Linked DNA regions of Homo sapiens: region 1 is linked to region 2. A link is a loop called in an ENCODE intact Hi-C map of the cell type or tissue named here. Cell type or tissue: PC-3. All regions are shown on one strand. Each heading gives the region's core, and the rest is flanking DNA. Links, peaks and the distances in the headings are about the cores only.

Region 1 (9,382 bases), core at 564-8,563, 520 kb after region 2:
TACCAAGACAGGCCTCCAACCCCCTAAATTTTAGGAAGGACTCTAATCTTCCTAAGTTGGGCCGTGAACCAAGGTTTGGTCAAGCATCCTTGCCTTTTCTTAAGAGGGGTCTTTAACCCTCTCTGTCTTAGGAGAGACTCTAACTCCCCTAAGTTGGGCCCCTAACCCAATCCCATCCTTGACCCGGGTACTCCACCATGTACCCAAAATCAGTCAGTCAGTGCTAGTCTATTTCCTTTGAGTCGAGGGTCTCCTCAGTGTAGTCTTTTCATGGCTCTCCAGAAAGTTGTTACTGGAAAGGGGTCCTGATCCAGACCCCAAGAGGGGGTTATTGGATCTTGTGCAAGAAAGAATTCAGGGTGAGTCTATAAAGGGAAAATAAGTACATAAAGAAAGTAAAGGAATAAAAGAATGGCTACTCCATTGGCAGAGCAGCCCCAAGGGCTGCTGGTTACCCTTTTTAATGGTTATTTCTAAAATATACACCAAACAAGGGGTGGATTATTCCTGCCTCCCCTTTTTAGACCACATAGGGTAACTTCCTGACATAGTCATAGCATTTGTAAACTGTCATGGCGCTGGTGGGAGTGTAGCAGTGAGGACAACCAGAGGTCACGCTCATGGCCATCTTGGTTTCAGTGGGTTTTAGCTCGCTTCTTTATTGCAATCTGTTTTATCAGCAAGGTCTTTATGACCTGTATCTTGTGCCAACCTCCTATCTCATCCTGTAAATTAGAATGCCTAACCAGCTGGGAATGCAGCTCAGCAGGTCTCAGCCTTATTTTGCCCAGCTCCTATTCAAAATGGAGTTGTTCTGGTTCAAACACCTCTGACAATTTTGTTTATTTTTTGTAGAGATGAGGTCTCATTATGCTGCCCAGGCTGGTCTCAAACTCCCAGGCTCAAGTGATCCTCCTGCCTTGGTCTCCTGAAGTGCTGAGATTACAAGTGTGAGCCACTATGCCCAGCTAATTAAACTGTTTATTTGCTGCAACACCTGATGTTCTTAGTGCATTAGCTTTTCTGGACAGTGGGCAAGACGAACCCATTAGGTTGTTACAGTTTGGGTGGTATTTTCTGGGATCTGGACCTGGAGAATCTGCTCAATCAGAAGAGGGAGCCAGCCATGGTGGCACGAGCACCTGTAGTCCCAGCTACTTAGAAGACTGAGGCAGGAGGATCACTTGAGCCCACGAGTTTGAGTCCAGCCTGGGCAACATAGTGAGACCCTGTCTCTAATTTTACGAAAAGAGAGAGAGAGGAAATAGGGGAAGAAGAGCCAGGGATAAGAAATGCAGAGGACGGCCGGGTGTGGTGGGTCACGCCTGTAATCCCAGCACTTTGGAAGGCTGAGGTGGGCAGATCACGAGGTCAGGAGTTTGGGACCAGCCTGGCCAGCGTGATTAAATCCCGTCCCTACTAAAGATACAAAAAAAATTAGCTGGGTGTGGTGGTATGTGCCTGTAATCCCAGCTACTTGGGAGGCTGAGGCAGGAGAATTGCTTGAACCCAGGAGGCAGAGGTTGCAGTGAGCCAAGATTGCGCCATTGCACTCCAGCCTGGGTGACAGGGTGAGACTCCATCTCAAAAAAAAAAAAAAAAAAAAAAAAGAAAAGAAAAGAAAAAAAGAAATGCTGGGGACATCAACATTCAAAGGCAGTGGGGGAGCCAAGGTAATTTTTCGACAGAGAATCCAGTATTAGCCTAAATTCCATCTAGATTCACAGGCCCTGGAAAGCAGGACTTTGAGAAATGGAGAGGAGGTAATTTGGAACCAGGAGCCTTCAGATGGGTAGAACACAGTGAGTGCTAGGTACAGGTGAGGGTGGCAATTAGAAACCAGCCCCAGCCTGATGCATGGTGGGACACAGGTGATGGGGTGTCTGGAATTGGAGAGAAGTGTGGGAAGTGAAGTGAGAGGGTGCTGAGACAAACTTGACTCTGGAATTTCCCCAGGCAGGCTCTGACTGGGCTCTCCTGAGGAAGGACTTCGGCTTGGTAGCTGGAGCAGGTTCCCTGGGCCAAGGGGAGGACAGGGTGGGGCAGACCCTATGAGAATGGCTGCAAGACTCTTACTGCAATAACTCAGTGAGCTGCCATCCTCCCCCTCCCCCACCACACAAACTCCCCTTCCCACTTTGTTGATGATTTCTTAGCTCTGGATGCTTCCGGTCCATTTATAGCTAACCTTATAATCGGATGCATACTTGTCATTTTATAAGTAGAGCTCTTGGTCACTCTTTGCCCATCAATTAACTCAATTGTGGTGTTTGTTGTCTGTCCTCTTTCTACTTTCTGGATACCTTGTATGGACCTAGATGTGGTTCCAGGGACACTTTGAATAGAAAGGCCAGGCTGAGATGAGGGTTGGGCCTGGAGGCCCCTTGGACCACTGGACATCAGAACATTTACTCACGTGCCAGGGACTCTAAGTCACCCAACTGAACAACTACACCTTCTAGATTTAGAAGAATGCACATACATAGTTTCCTCTCAGGCCCCTGCTTTCTCCCCTCCCTTTCTTCCCACCTCCCTTCCACTTACTGGCAGAAATATATCCACCCTGTATTGTGTTAAGATGACTTTATTGCATTTCTAAAGGGCAAGTGTGTTGTTGGTAGGCTCCCTTTTAGGAAGCTGAAAGGCTTGCCTGAGTGCTGGGTGGGGTTAGAGCCAGGACCCCAGTCTTCTTCCATTCATGTGTGGAGAAACTGCTTTTAGGAAATTGCTTACAGTTTGTTTTATTATTCCCTCTGCTTGGACTATGTCCATTCATTCATTTATTCAACATATATTTATTGAGCACCTATTATATGTCAAAATGCTTGCTCTCGTGGAGCTCGTATTTGAGAGTAATGATATCAGAATGCACATATTATATATGTATTACATATATATATAATTAGGTTGAAGAAAAACAAAACAAGGTAGCATGGTAAGGGGCTAGAAAATGATGAGGACTGATATTTTAGGAGGAGCAGAGAACAATGACCTGACTGAAGTGAGGAAATGAGCCACGTGGCTCTCCAGGACCAGAAGTTTCAGGCAGAGGAATAGCACGCGAAAAATCCAGAGACTAGGGAGGTGGGTGTTTACTGTGTTTGCTGTCTTTGAGGATGAGCAAGGATGCCAGTGTGGCTGGAGTGGAGCAGGAGTTGAGAAAGAGTGGTAGGGAGGTGGGTCAAAGAAGCAGCCAGAGCTGTGGCCGGACTTTGCATTTTTTTCTGAGCATGATAGGAAGCAGCTGAGCAAGGGAGGGACTTGATCTGGATTCTATTTCCTGCTATGTGGGGTGAGGGAGGAAGCAAGGAGAGCAGCTGGGAGAGACAGAGTATAACAGAATCGGGGTCTATTATAAAGGAAGAGCAACCAGAATTTTCTAATGGAAAAGGATATGGAGTGTGAAAGCAAAAGAGGAGTAGTAAAAGACACCAAGGGTTTTGGCCTGAGCAACTCAAGGACAGGGATGTCATTTACCGAGATGGGAAGTGCTGGAGAGGAACAGGAGTGAGGGTGGCCACGGTGAAATGTGGCTTTGGGATGTGTGGTGGAGATGTGGAGAAGGTGGAGGTGTTAACAAGTCTAGAGTGCTGGGATGAGGTCATGTTGGACATGTAACTCTGGGGATTATCAATGTATGTTTTGAAAGCCATTAAGATTGTCTGTAAAGAACAAGATGGTAAGTGTTTTAGGATTGTCCCAACCACTCAACTCTGCCATTATAATATGAAAGCAGCCATAGACAATATGTGAATGAATGATCATGACCATGTTCCAATAAAACTTTATTTTAGAAAGCAGATAGTGGGTCAGATTTTGGCCCATAGGATATAGTTTGCCAAATCTTAGACGAGGTGGTATTACCTAGGTAGACTGTAAAAAGAAAAGAGAAGAACTCAGAGCCTTGGGGCACCCAACACTTAGAAATTGGGAAGAGGAGAGGGATCTAAGAGAATGAGATATAACAAGCAGCAAGGGAACAGGCAAATTAAGAGATTGGGGTGGCATGGGAGATGGAAGATGTTTCAAGAAGGACAAACCAATATTATGGTGCCAATAAACGTTGTGAAATACACTGAAATGGACAAAAAAATTGAGTGTTCTGTCTAGTATACCCTTCAGGGTTATATTTATTTTTCATTGCTTTTGAGCTATTTTACAACTTTTTAAGTTGTAGAAAACTGACAATAATGCAAATGATTCTTGTCTATGAAAACAAATTATGTCCAGTACAATGCAATTAATTGCACTGGTGGAATTGGTAGAATGCAATTGCCCTGTGAATAAACCAGTTTTGCATCTATAATCATGTGATGCTTAACCACAAGGATATGTTCTAAGAAATGCGGTATTGTTAGGCAATTTTGTCATTGTGCAAACATCATACAGTGTGCTTACACAAACCTAGATGGTATAGCCCACTACACACCAGGCTGTAGGGTAGAGCCTATTGCTTCGAGGCTACAAACCTGAACAGCATGTTACTGAACTGAATGCTGTAGGCAATTGGAACACAGTGGTGAATATTTCTGCATCTAAACATATCTAAATATTTAAAAGGCACAGTAGAAATACAGTAAAAAAGATTTGAAATGCTACATGTATGTAGTGCACTTACTATGAATGGAGCTTACAGGACTGGAAGCTGCCCTGGGGGAGCCAGTGAGTGAGAGATAGTAAATGTGAAGGCTTAGGACATTATTGTACCTGATGGTAGATTTTATAAACACTGTACACCTAGGCTACATTAAATATATTTAACGTTTTTTTCTTTCTTCAATAATAAATTAACCTTAGATTACCGTAACATTTTTATCCTATGAACTTTTAAATTTTAACAATCTTGTTGACTGTTTTCTAATAATATTTGGCTTAATACACAAACACATTGTACAGCTGTATAAAAATATTTGTTCTTTATATCCTCATTCTATAAACTTTTTTAATTTAAATTTTTTTTTTTTTACTTTTTAAACTTTTTTGTTAAAAATGAAGACAGAAACACATACATTAGCCTAGGCCACACAGGGTAAGGATTATCAATATCACTGCCTTCCACCTCTACTCCTTGTCCCACTGGAATGTCTTCAAGGGCAATAATATCCTTGGGGCTGTCGTCTCCTATGACAACAATGCCATCTTCTGGAGCACCTCCTGAAGGACTTATCTTAGGCTGTTTTACAGCTAACTTTTTTTTTTCTTTTGAGACAGAGTTTCACTTTTGTTGCCCAGGCTGGAGTGCAATGCGTGATCTTGGCTCACCGCAACCTCTGCCTCCCGGGTTCAAGCGATTCTCCTGCCTCAGCCTCCCGAGTAGCTGGGATTACAGGCACCCGCCACCACGCCTGGCTAATTTTGTATTTTTTGCAGAGACGGGGTTTCTCCATGTTGGACAGGCTGGTCTCAAACTCTCAACCTCAGGTGATCTGCCTGCCTTGGCCTCCCAAAGTGTTGGGATTACAGGCATGAGCCACCAAGCCCGGCCTACAGCTAACTTTTTTTATAAGTACGATGAGTACACTCTAAAATAATGATGAATGTACAGTATAGTAAATACGTAAACTAGTAATACAGTTGCTTATGATCATTATCAAGTCCTATGCACTGTACATAGTTGTATGTGCTATGCGTTTATACAACTGGTAGTACGGTGAATTGGTTTACACCAGCATCACCACAAATACATTGCGTAATGCATTGTGCTATGATGTTAGGACAGCTATGATGTTACAAGGCAACAGGAATTTTTCAGCTCCATTATACCCTATGGGAATACCAACATATATGGGGTCCATTGTTGACCAAAATGTTGTTTTGCAATGTGCAACTGTATTTGTAAATTTAGAATAGCATTCCTTATTGCTTTTGTATGTGAGTTTCATTAACTTCTTTAAACTGGTTGTAACATCTTACCGGTTCCCTCATTAGTGAGTAAAATAAAATCATTTACATGTATTCATTTTATATTTGTATGTGAGCCATGATTTCACTTTTTGAAATAATTATTATTTGACAATGGAGATTAAGTTAAATAAATATTAAGAATTAACAAAATTGGCAACATACAGATCATGGTGACTTTGATAAGAACGATTTTGGAGTAGGAAGGGTGAAAGACTGATTGGAGCAAATTGTGTAAAGCTATAATAAATAATAAAGACACATGGGCACAGGGGTAAATAAATAGACCAATGGAACAGAGTTAGAGATCCCAGAATAAACCCACACATAAATAGAAACTTTGTAGATGGCAGAGATGGTAATGCAGGAAAAGGATGGAGTAGTCAATAAATGGGGCTGGTACAATTTGTCATCTATATGAGAAAAAAAACAAAACTGGATCTCTACCTCAAACAAATCAGTCTGTTCCAGTGGATTTAAGATGATATGGTTTGGATCTGTGTCCTTGCCCAAATCTCACGTCGAATTGTAATCCCCAATGTTGGAGGTGAGGGCTGGTGGGAGATGACTGATCATGGAGGGGGATTTCTCATGAATAGTTTAGCACCAACATCTTGGTGCTGTTCTCCATGATAGTGAGTGAGTTAATGTGAGATCTGGGCATGCAAAAGTGTGTAGCAGCTCTTTACCTCTCTTGCTTCACTCTGGCCATGTGACGTGCCTGCTCGCCCTTTGCTCTCTGCTATGATTATAAGTTTCCTGAGGTCTCCCCAGAAGCTGAGCAGATGCCAGCACCATGCTTCCTGTACAGCCTACAGAACAGTGAGCCAATTAAAATTCTTTTCTTTGTAAATTACGCCATCTCAGGTGTTTCTTTATAGCAACGTGAAAAGGGACTAATACAGACTTTTAGAAGAAAATAGAAGGGAATATTTTTGTGGCCTCATGGTAATGAAAAAAATTTAAAATAAGACACAAAATCACAAACCTTAAAGGAAAACATTTATGAATTTGACACCATTAAAATTTTAAAAACTTTTGATTATCAAAAGACACATTAAAGAGATTGAAAACACAATTACTCATAACACTTAACTGACAAAAGATAGGTATCCAGATTCTGCAAAGAACACTTACAAATCAATATAAATAAAAATAACTTAATAGAAAAATGTGCAAAAAATATGAATAAACAATTATCAGAAGAGAAAACTCAAATGATCAATGAACATATGAAAAGATGTAAAACCTCACTACTAATTAGAGAAATGCAAATTAAAACCCCAATATAATACTATTTTACATCTCTTTAATGGACTAATCTTTAAGAGTGTGATGATCCAAGTATTGGCAAAGATGTGGGGACATTAGAACTTTTATACTCTCTTGAGTGGAAGGTAAATTGTTATAATCACTTTAGAAAGCAATTTGGCAATATTTAATATTTTAAGTTTTTCTAAGCAGTTTTCCAGGGGTTGTTGTGTTATAGGGTATACATATAACACAGCAACTCCTGGAGATATACCTTAGAAAAACTCACAAATATGTACAGAGGGACAGTTTATAGCAATGGTGCTGTAGTAAGATTTTGGCTATAACCTGCCTGTCCATCAATAAGAAAATGATTAAGTAAATTGTGGTTTATTGAGACAATGGAATACTATGTAGCAATGAAAAAGAATGGATTAGAGCTGCATGTATCAATATGGATGAATTTCACAAACAGATGTTCAAGGGAAAGAGCAAGTTGCACAATACATGTTCATACCTAGTTTTCAGTTTACAGATCTTGCACATTTTTGTCAGATTTATCCCTAAGTATATTTTAAGTGTTATTGAAAATGGTATTTTAGGCTGGGCCTGGTGGCTCATGCCTGTAATCCCAGCATGGCTTTGGGAGGCTGAGATAGGAGGATTGCTTGAGCCTAGGAGTTCAAGATCAGCCTAGGCAACATAGTGAGACCTCCACTTTACAAAAGAAATAAAAATAGCCAAGCATAGTGGATCATGCCTGTAATCCTATCATTTAGGGAAGCAAAGGTGGGGTATAGCTTAAGCCCAGGAGTTTGAGACCTGCCTGGGCAATATAGCGAGACCGTGTTCTCTACAAAAGAGGGGAAAAAAGAAAAAATAAATAAAAATTTACAAAATTAGCTGGGCATGGTGGTGCATGCCTGAAGTCACAAATACTCAGGAGGCTGAGGTGGGAGGATCACTTGAGCCCAGGAGGTTGAGGCTGCAGTGGACTATGATCATTCCACTGCAGTCCGGCCTGGACAACACAGTAAGACCCTATATCAAAAAAAAAAAAAAAAAAAAGAAGAAAACAGTATTTAAAAAATTCCAATTTCTAATTGTTCCTTACTAGTATATAGAAATACAGTAGACTGTTGTATATTAATCTTATATCCTGTAACTTTGCTAAAATCACTTATTCTAGTAGCTATTAAAAATAGATTCCATCAGATTTTCTCTATATTTGACCATGTCATCTGTGAATAAACACAGTTTTATTTCTTCCTTTTCAATCTGAATGCCTTTTTTTCCACCTAATGCTCTGGTTAGAACCCCCCATACAAAGCTGAATAGAAGCAGTGAGAACAGACATCTTTGTCTAGTTCCCAATCTTAGGGAGAAAACATACAGTCTTTCACATGAAGTATACTGTTAGCTATGGGTTGTTTTTTGGAGATGCCCTTTATGAGATGGATGTAATTCCCTTCTATTCTTAGTTTGTTCAGTGTTTTTATTATGAAAAGGTGTTGGCTTCTCCCAAATGTGTTTTTTGCATTGACTGGGATAATCATGTTTTTTCATATGGTCTGTTAGTATGGTAAATTATATTGCTTGATTTTCAGATGTTAAATCACTCTTGCATTCTTGTGATAAATCTCATGTGCTCATGATGTACTTGTCCTTTTAAATATAAAGAGACATCCAATTTGCTAAAGTTTTGTTGAGAATTATTGCATCTATGTTCATATAGGTATATTGGTGTATAGTTTTCTTGCCTTGTAAGGTCTTTACCTGGTTTTGATGTCAGAGTAATGCTGGACCATTCAGTGATTTGGGACGTATTCACTCATCTTCAACTTCCTTGAACAGTTTGTGCAGAATCAATATTATTTCTACCTTAAATGTCTGACTCTGGGGCTTTCTTTCTTTTCTTTTTCTTTTTTCTTTTTTTTGAGGCAGGGTCTCACTGTGTCACCCAGGCTGGAGTGCAGTGGCCCAGTCACGGCTCACTGCAGCTTCGACCTTCCAGGCTCAAGTAATCCTCCCACCTCAGCCTCCCAAGTAGCTAGGATAACAGGCGTGCACCATGATGCCTGGCCAAATGTTTTGCATTTTTTATAGAGATGAGGTTTCACCATGTTGCCCAGGCTGGTCTCAAACTCCTTGACTCAGGCGATCCTCCTGCCTCAGCCTCCTAAAGTGTTAGGACTACAGGTGTGAGCCACTGCACGTGGCCAACCCTGGG
Region 2 (9,382 bases), core at 800-8,799:
AAATTAGCCAGGCGTGGTGGCTCAACCAGCTACTTGGGAGGCTGAGGCAAGAGAATTGCTTGAACTTTGGGGTGGAGGTTGCAGTAGAATTGCTTGAACCTTGGGGTGGAGGTTGCAGTGAGCTGAGATAGCACCACTGCACTCCAGTCTGGGCAACAAAGCAAGACCCTGTCTCCAAAAAAAAAAAAACCCCAATACTTAATACATACAGCACTGATATTTTTTACTCTATTCCATTTTTTAAAAATACTAGTCACGGCCGGGCACAGTGGCTCACGCCTCTAATCCTAGCACTCTGGGAGGCCGAGGTGGGTGGATCACAAGGTCAGGAGTTTGAGACTAGCCTGGCCAACATAGTGAAACTCTGTCTCTACTAAAAATACAAAAAATTAGCTGCATATGGTGGTGTGTGCCTGTAATCCCAGCTACTTGGGAGGCTAAGGCAGGAGAATCGCGTGAACCCAGGAGGCGGAGGTTGCAGTGAGCCGAGATCACGCCACTGCACTCCAGCCTGGGCGACAGTGTGAGACTCCATCTAAAAATAAAAATAAAAATAAAAATAAAATGCTAGTCACATGCACATGATGAAGACCCTGAACTAGGCAGGAGTCTACAATAGATGAGCTGGCTGGGCATGGTGGCTCACATCTATAATCCCAGCACTTTGGGAGGCCAAGGTGGGTGGATCACCTGAGGTCAGGAGTTTGAGACTAGCCTGACTAACATGATGAAACTCCGTCTCTACTAAAAATACAAAAATTAGCTGGGTGTGGTGGCGCACACCTGTAATCCCAGCTACTCGGAAGGCTGAGGCAGGAGAATCTCCTGAACCCGGGAGGCAGAGGTTGCAGTGAGCCGAGATCACGCCATTGCACTCCAGTCTGGGCAACAAGAACAAAACTCCGTCGGTGGGGGAGACATGAGGCCTCACTCTGTTACCCAGGCTAGATTGCAGTGTAGCAATCATAGCTTACAGCAACTTAAACTCCTGGGCTCAAGCAATCCTCTCACCTCAGCCTCTCAAGTAGATGGGACTACAGGCACATGCCACCAAGCAAGGCTAATTTAAAAAAAAATTTTGTAGAGACGGGGTCTCACTATGTTGTCCAGGCTAGTCTTACTTCATTGAATATAATCATCCTTTGACGTATGGCCATCTTGAGGAAACAGGCTCCTAGAATACTCACTCAATTTCCTGGTAGAGTCTAATATTAAATATTCTCAATGAGCTTGTTTAAAGAGTTAAATATTCTCATTGTCTCTACTAAAAATACAAAAAAATTAGCTGGGCATGGTGGTAGGCACCTGTAATCCCAACCACTTGGGAGGCTGAGGCAGGAGAATTGCTTGAACCAGGTAGGCGCATGTTGCAGTGAGACGAAATCACGCCACTGCACTCCAGCCTGGGTGACGGAGCAAGACTCTGTCTGGTGAGGGTGGAGGAGAAGGACAAGTTAACGGAGGAATGAGGGTTGGCAACAAAAGTAGGTAGGTGAGGTAAGAAATATCTAGCACAACGTCTTAAAGACAAGGGAGAAGTAAAGGGAAAATAAGGGAAAGTGTACCAAAACAAATTAAAAATATAAACCTGTAACCAAATAATGGGGTATTGGTGACACTGGTGTTAGAAAATTAAAAAGAAAAAAAAAGGGGGGGGGGTAAAAAATGAAAGACTAGGGCTGGATACGGTGGCTCATGCCTATAATCCCAGCACTCTGGGAGGCTGAGGCGGGTGGATCACCTGAGGTCGGGGTTCAAGACTAGCCTGGCCAACATGGTGAAACCCCATCTCTACTAAAAATACAAAAATTAGCCGAGTGTGGGCGCCTGTAATCCCGGCTACTCGGGAGGCTGAGGCAGGAGAATTGCTTGAATCCGGGAGGCAGAGGTTGTAGTGAGCCGAGATCATGCCACTGTACTCCTGCCTAGGCGACAAGAGCAAAACTCCCTCTCAAAAAAAAAAAAGACTGCCTAATAAGTCTGAGTACATGTAGGAATTGCCAATGTAAGCACATTCTCAATTAATAAAATTTATAGTTATATATGCACTCCATGAGTGAAAATGTAGTGTTCAATTTAAATGGTTCTTGTTAAGAATGAGACCTGGGCTGGGTGCAGTGGTTCATGCCTGTAATTCCAGTGGTTGGGGAGGCCAAGGCGGGAGGATCGCTTGAACTCAGGAGTTTGAGACTAGCCAGGGCAATATAGTGAGACCCCATTTCTTAAAAAAAAATGTGGCTGGGCATGGTGGCACACACCTGCAGTCCTAGCTACTCAGGAGACTGAGGCAGGATAGCCTGAGCCCAGGAATTCAAGGCTGCAGTGAGCGGTGATCCCACCACTGTACTCCAACCTGGGCAACAGAGTGAGACCTTGTCTCTAAAAAACAAAAAAAGAAATGAGACCTGACAAACAATAATGGTTTTGTGGTCCAGTTTACTTTTTTATTTTTATTTTTTTAGACAAAGTCTTGCTGTGTCACCCAGGCTGGAGTGCAGTGGCATGATCTCAGCTCACTGCAACCTCCACCTCCTGGGTTCAAGAGATTCTCATGCTTCAGCCTCCCAGGTAGCTGGGATTACAGGCGTGCACCACCATGCCTGGCTAATTTTTGTATTTTTAGTAGAGATGGGGCTTCACCATGTTGGCCAGGTTGGTCTCAAACTCCTGAGCTCAGGTGATCTGCCTTCCTTGGCCTCCCAAGCTACTGGGATTACAGGCGTGAGCCAGCACGCCTAGCCGGTTTACTTTATACATATATGAGACAATGTCTCACTACGTTGCCCAGGCTTGTCTCAAATTCCTGGCTTCAAGCAATCCTCCCGCCAGGGCCTCCCAAAGTGATGGGCTTACAGGCATGAGAGCCTGGACTGTGGTCTAGTTTAGAAGCTGCACAATGACTGAAGTATTTCATTGCTTTGGAAGTGAAATGGAAAGAGTAGAGGGACTGGAAGGTGCTCATCAGCCAGTGCTCCCTCCCACTAAGCTGGTGATAAGCTAGTGGCAGTGGTAAAGGTGAAATGGGGTTATGCTGGTCATCTCCAGAGATTCGTGCATGGTCCCAAAGAGACACTATAATAATGACAGCTGGGTACCCCAGCACTTTGGGAGGCTGAGGAGGAGGATCTCCTGAGCCCAGGAGTTTGAGACCAGTCTGGGCAACACTGTGAGAGCTTGTCTTTACAAAAAAAAAATTAGCCAGGTGAGGTGGCACACACCTATAGTCCCAGTTACCTGGGAGGCTGAGGTGGGAGGATTGCTTGAGCCCAGGAGGTCAAGGCTGCAGTGAGCTGAGATCGCGCCACTGCGCCCCAGCCTGGGTGACAGAGCAAGACCCTGTCTCGAAAGAAAAAAAAAAACAGAAAGAAAAATAATATGAGGGCTTCCACCATAATCAAGCATCACAGTTTATGTACTTTACAAAATACGTTACAAAATATTATCTTTACTGATAAGCATTTTCACATATATTATCTCATTTGATGTTGTTATACTTATTTTACATGTGATTGCAACTGAAGGTCAAGGAAGCCATTGACTTGTCAGGTCACAAATGTCATCTAAATAGCCAAGACAGGCCTCAAATCCAAGTGTTCTGCCTCTAAATCTAATTTCAGACCACTGTTCCACCTGTACCTGAGGAAACTGGGGTGACTGACTAAATAGGGATCTGGTAAGAACCTTTTTTTCCAAACTCACGGGATAAAGTTGCTTAGTACAGGAATTCTACCAAACCTGGAAAGCATGTCCTCCTCTTAAAGTCAGGAAAAGAGTAATTATACATTTTTGCTACAATACTTCCAACTAGACCATGAGCCTCAAAAACCCATAAACTGAGAGCAGTTATATAACCTTCTATTACCAACAACATCACTTCTCTCAAAGCCCTAGAGTCCTAATCTTGGTTATACTGACCATATGTGTGATTCTAGTTCACCAATGAAACCCCTATGGGCCTTCAATCTCCCAATCTATACAAAAAAGAAAATTACTTAGGCCTTACCCAGATTGCTATGAGGTCTAGGTGAAATAATGTATTTGATAAGATAGATTAAGCCTGAAGCAGAGTTCTGAGGGAACAGAAGCCCAATTTGTACCCAGGAGCTGAGTTAGAACACTCTTCCTGCCTTTCTAAGAGTATTTTTACTACCATTTACTACTTTCTATTTCATAATATCATTAAAACAAAGATGCAACTCCCCAAGGGTGAACTGACCTGCCATTTGGTGGTTAGTAACCAACATACTATAGAATCAGCCAGAGCTTCCTGGGTTCAATTTGAAAATTCTACAGGTTTTTCTAAGGTTCCATAAAATAGGTGCTGTGATAATTCAGAGGAAGAGGACAGTATTTAAACTATAGACCTACAGGTGCTTTGGCTCACACCATGGTCAGGAATTTGAGACCAGCCTAGGCAACATGGGAAACATGACAAAACCCTGTCTCTACAATAAAAATACAAAACAATTAGCTGGGCGTGCTGGCATGTGCCTGTAGTCCCAGCTACTTGGGGGTTGAGGTAGGAGAATTGCTTGAGCCCAGGAGGTCAAGGCTGAAGTAAGCCATGTTCATGCCACTGCTCTCCAGCCTGGGTGACAGAGTGAGACCCTGTCTCAAAAAAATAAAACAAAATAATAAAAAATAAATTCAAACTATGAAAAAAGCAAAAAATAAAAACAAAAAATAAAAAAACTATGGCCTAGACAAGAATTAGTAACCACAGTCTGAAGTCTAACAGCCACAAAGTCCACATATGTTGCTATTCACTACAAATATATTCCTCTTTTTAAAAGAAAGGTAAAATAAAATTGTATTTTTATCCTGGAGCATGTCAAAATAAAAACACAAAGTTCTTGATCTACAAAACTCTATCAGTACTCTTCACCACAAGATGTCACTACTGGTCAAGAGAAGCATTACAAAATACTTTTCATTTCTATGAGTATCTTACCTTAATGTCTTTTAGAGAGACAAAATTCTCAATACCTAATTCAATCATATCCAGCACATGGTAGTCATACATACGACCTGGAAGGAAAATGTATTTTTAAGCATGTATTTTTCCCAAAGAGCCACCTTACATATACCCACAAGAGCTGTGTATTCAAAATGTCCTAATATCTGCCTCTTTTTTCTCCCTATACCCCCGCAAACATATCCCACTTTCTTACATTTTCAACTCTACTTATTGATTTTTATGATATTAGTCATGGAAAGGATCTCAGATATTACTTAGCCCAACTCCTTTATTTTATAGAAGAATAAATGACAGCCTACAGAAGGTAAAGGGCTTGCCTAAGCCAGTGAGCATGCCAGGCTCAATCTCAATACACTGAGGTAAAGGTTCTTTTTCAAATCTATTTATTCAATAGATATTAGAGAAGGATTAATTTATGTGGGTCGATACATTTTTTTTTCTAATATTGATTTAGTACATATATATATTTCATATGAAAAAAATATCTACAACTTAGGATAATTTTCCCCCCCAATTCCAATGGATCCATGCTATTTGGGAGCTCAGAGACACTCAATGCAAGTATAAAGTAATTGTGCTGCATCTACAACTAAGTAGGCAGGGATGCTGAGAGCCCGAAGAGACCACGCTTCCCATTTAAACCAGAATTTGATTCCGACAGAGACAGAAGGAAAAGGCATTCTAAGAAACATGAATTACCAGGGAATCTTTTCATATTCTTTCTTACTTGTGGCACTTCACTGTATTGGTAGGGTCATATTTATATGCCCCATTCTTTACTTGCTGACCGACATAAATTTTTTTTTTTTTTTTTTTGAGATGAAGACTTGCTCTGTTACCCAGGCTGGAGTGCAATAGCATGATCTCGGCTCACTGCAACCTCTGCCTCCCTGGTTCAAACAATTCTCCTGTCTTAGCCTCCTGTGTAACTAGGATTACAGGTGTGTAATCTATTTCTTGGGAGCCTGCCTCTCCTTGGCACTGGCTGCAACCAATTATTATTTTAGAGAGACAGTTAAACAGCTGCCTGACTGTCACCTGATGGTCGCCTGACATTCCTGGTTGGGGTCGGGTGAGTGGGCAGCCTCTCCTGTCCTGTGCGTGTCTGCCTATCTACTGTAACAAGCTCTGTGACTCAGATTAACTGATGGTATTGAGGAATCAGGAGTAATCAATAAGCTGTAAACTAGTTTGGTGGGGTTTTTTGGTTTTGTTTTCACCTTGTGACATTGAATAAAAAATTTTTAGATCAGGCCGGGCACAGTGGCTCACGCCTGTAATTCCAGCCCTTTGGGAGGCCAAGGTGGGTGGATCAGCAGTAATCAGCAGCTAGTAATCAGCTGCTTCCCAATAAGATCTCAGGAGTTGGGTGGGTGGGCTCAAGCATGCACACTAGGAGGCAAAATGGCTGACTTCAACTGGTATATGAACTTGCTCTATGCTTCAAATGAGCATACGTACAACTCCAATAAACACACCGTGCATGTGGCCCCTCCCAGTGCTGGCAGGCCACTGCACAGGCAGACAGCTCATCCCAAGGAAAAATCAAGGTAGGAGGCTAGGCATGCTGGCTCACGCCTGTAATCCCAGCACTTCAGGAGGCCAAGGCGGGTGGATCACTTGAGGTCAGGAGTTCAAGACCAGCCTGGCCAACATGGTGAAACCCCGTCTCTACTAAAATTACAAAAATTAGCTGGGTGTGGTGGTGGGCACTTGTAGTCCCAGCTACTCGGGAGGCTGAGGCAGGAGAATTGCTTGAACTCGGGAGGCGGAGGTTGTAGTGAGCCGAGATTGGGCCATTGCACTCCAGTCTGGGTGATGGAGCAGACCAAGACTCCGTCTCAGGAAAAAAAAAAAAAAAGAAGAAAAGAAAAATCAAGGGAGAAGAGACACCAACCCCCCTGAAGCATACCAACACATATAAAGCCCCCAAGTCAAAGGTCAAACAGCACACATGAATCTCTCAAGTTGCCTGCTTGGCGCTCAAAGCGTACTTCACTTCCTTTTACTTCCTTTGTTCCTGCTCTATAACTTTTTTTTTCCTTGAGACAAGGTCTCACTCTGTCACCCAGGCTGGAGTACAGTGGCGCCATCTTGGCTCACTGCTACCTCCATGCCTCAGCCTCCTGAGTAGCTGGACTACAGGCACGCGCCACTACACCTGGCTAATTTTTGTATTTTTAGTAGAGATGGGGTTTCACCATGTTGGCCAGGCTGGTCTCGAACTCCTGGCCTCAAATGATCCACCCACCTCGCCACCCAAAGTGCTGGGATTACAGGCATGAACCACCATGCCAGGCCCCTGCTCTAAAACTTTTTAATAAACTTTCACTCCTGTTCAAATACTTCCCTCAGTCTCTTACTCTGCCTATGCCTCTTGGATGAATTATTTCCTCTGAAGAGGCAAGAACCAAGTTGCTGCAGACCCGTATGAATTCGCTGCTGCTAACAAATTGACTCTATCAGTGAAAACATTAAAAAGTAAATTATACTTACCTATTACTAGATTATTTGGCCGCTTCTTATTATGGGAGCCAAACATGAATAAAGAACAATCTGACTTCTTTGAAAAGAATTCCTATAAAACCAAATAAATCCCATTTAGTCCATGCATAAATTTAAGAACTTTAAGAATCTTACCTTTAAAAATCTTACCTTCAGGCCAGGCACGGTGGCTCACACCTGTAATCCCAGCACTTGGGACGCCGAGGCGAGTTGATTACTTGAGATCAGGAGTTTGAGACCAGCCTGGCCAACAAGGTAAGACCGTATCTCTACTAAAAATACAAAAGACAGCCAGGTGTGAAGGCACACGCCTGTAATCCCAGCTACCTTAGTGGCTGAGGCACGAGAATCGCTTGAACCCAGAAGGCAGAGGTTGCAGTGAGCTGAGAATGCGACACTGCACTCCAACCTGGGGAACAGAGTAAGACTCTGTCTAAAAAAAACAAAACAAAACGAAACAAAAAACTCTAACAGTTTTTTTCTTCCAGTGGAAGTTAATGAAGACTTAATGAACCAGAAAGAAAAATACAGAGGAAAGGTATTTCCAGCTTTTTACTTCAAGTTTCCTGATTTGGGGTACTTAGGGAAAAGATGTGCATTTCAAGACTAAGAATACATGAAAACTATTCAGTTAATAAATAAAATGAAACCATTTATTTTGTTATGCTGTCATTTTGGAATAGCACACCAAGTGTTTCATTTGCTGAACAAATTCCTTTTACTCGCAGGATATCACTACTATCATTGCATACATTCAAAACACACGAGGCCCAGTAAGGTGGCTCATGCCAGTAATCCCAGCACTGTGGGAGGCTGAGGCAGACGGATCACCTGAGGTCACCTGATGTCAGGAGTTTGAGACCAGCCTGGCCAACATGGTGACACCCTGTCTCTACTAAAAATAAAAAAATTAGCCAGGCATGGTAGTGCATGCCTGTAATCCCAGCTACTCAGGAGGCTTAGACAGGAGAATTCCTTGAACTTGGGAGGCGGAGGTTGCAGTGAGCCAAGATCACACCATTGCACTCCAGCCTGGGCAACAAAAGCATTGCATACCAGTCTGGGCAACAAGACCACTGCACTCCAGTTTGGACAATAAGAGCAAGACTATCTTAAAAAAAAAAAAAAAAACTTATCTGGCTGGGTGCAGTGGCTCACGTCTGTAATCCCAACACTTTGGAAGGCTGAGGTAGGTGGATGGCTTAAGATCAGGAGTTTGAAACCAGCCTGAGCAACATAGTGAAACCCTGTCTCTAAGAAAAATACAAAAAATTAGCTGGGTATGGTGATGAGCATCTATAGTCCCACCTACTTGGGAGGCTGAGGTGGGAGGAAGGATCGCTTGAGACCAGGAGATCAAGGCTACATGCAGTGAGCCGTGATGGCATCACTGCACTCCAGCCTGGGTGACAGAGTGACACCATCTTGGAAAAAAGAAAGAGAGAGATCTTATCCATTTGGTTCTCAGAAGTACAGACTTCCATTACAGATTTCAGAGTACTAAAAAAATCTAGGTGTGGGGTTCTAATCCTAGACAGCTCTTTTTACATTATGCCTGTAGTCTCCACATCCCGCATGCTTTGATTCAGTTTACTGAGATCACCACTTTTAGCACGAAAATTAGAATCAACATGTTTTAGTCCAGAAATCAATTGGAAAGCCTCTTAACTTAATATTAAAGAAAAAAACAGATGAAAGAGTCATAACCCTCCATTTTTCTTTACTCCTTACAAGACTCTCCAAGGTATGGGCCCCTAGTTTGGTTATCATTCATTCTAGCCTCTAAACAGAAGCATAAATGGCAAACAACTACCCACCTGGCCTGTCCACAACCAGAGTGGGGGATGCAGAGTCAGAAAGTCCAAGAATTCAGGCTCTGCCACTAAATATCTGGACAAA

What was found. Peaks named below come from ENCODE experiments on the same cell type or tissue, not always from the same donor. Only the 100,000 strongest peaks of a DNase experiment are listed, where the experiment ranks them.
Region 1: it touches region 2 in a loop (15-fold over the local background); 3 of 110 quality-filtered maps call a loop at or near these places.

Annotation. Positions count from the first base shown.
Region 1 is chr6:110,479,501-110,488,882 of GRCh38, reverse strand. No RefSeq gene overlaps it. Among named protein-coding and RNA genes, the nearest start is that of SLC22A16, 7.6 kb to the right of the region's middle. In PC-3, for the core only: a CTCF peak has its summit at 5,134 (motif pointing left); DNase peaks (open chromatin) are centred at 4,372 and 5,122; H3K4me3 peaks cover 297 bases; H3K27ac peaks cover 1,178 bases.
Region 2 is chr6:110,995,357-111,004,738 of GRCh38, reverse strand. RPF2 (ribosome production factor 2 homolog) reads right to left here. Exons shown (of 10, transcript NM_032194.3): 5 at 7,475-7,556; 6 at 4,952-5,028. Among named protein-coding and RNA genes, the nearest start is that of RPF2, 18 kb to the right of the region's middle. In PC-3, for the core only: a CTCF peak has its summit at 4,893 (motif pointing right); no DNase peak of the experiment used is centred there.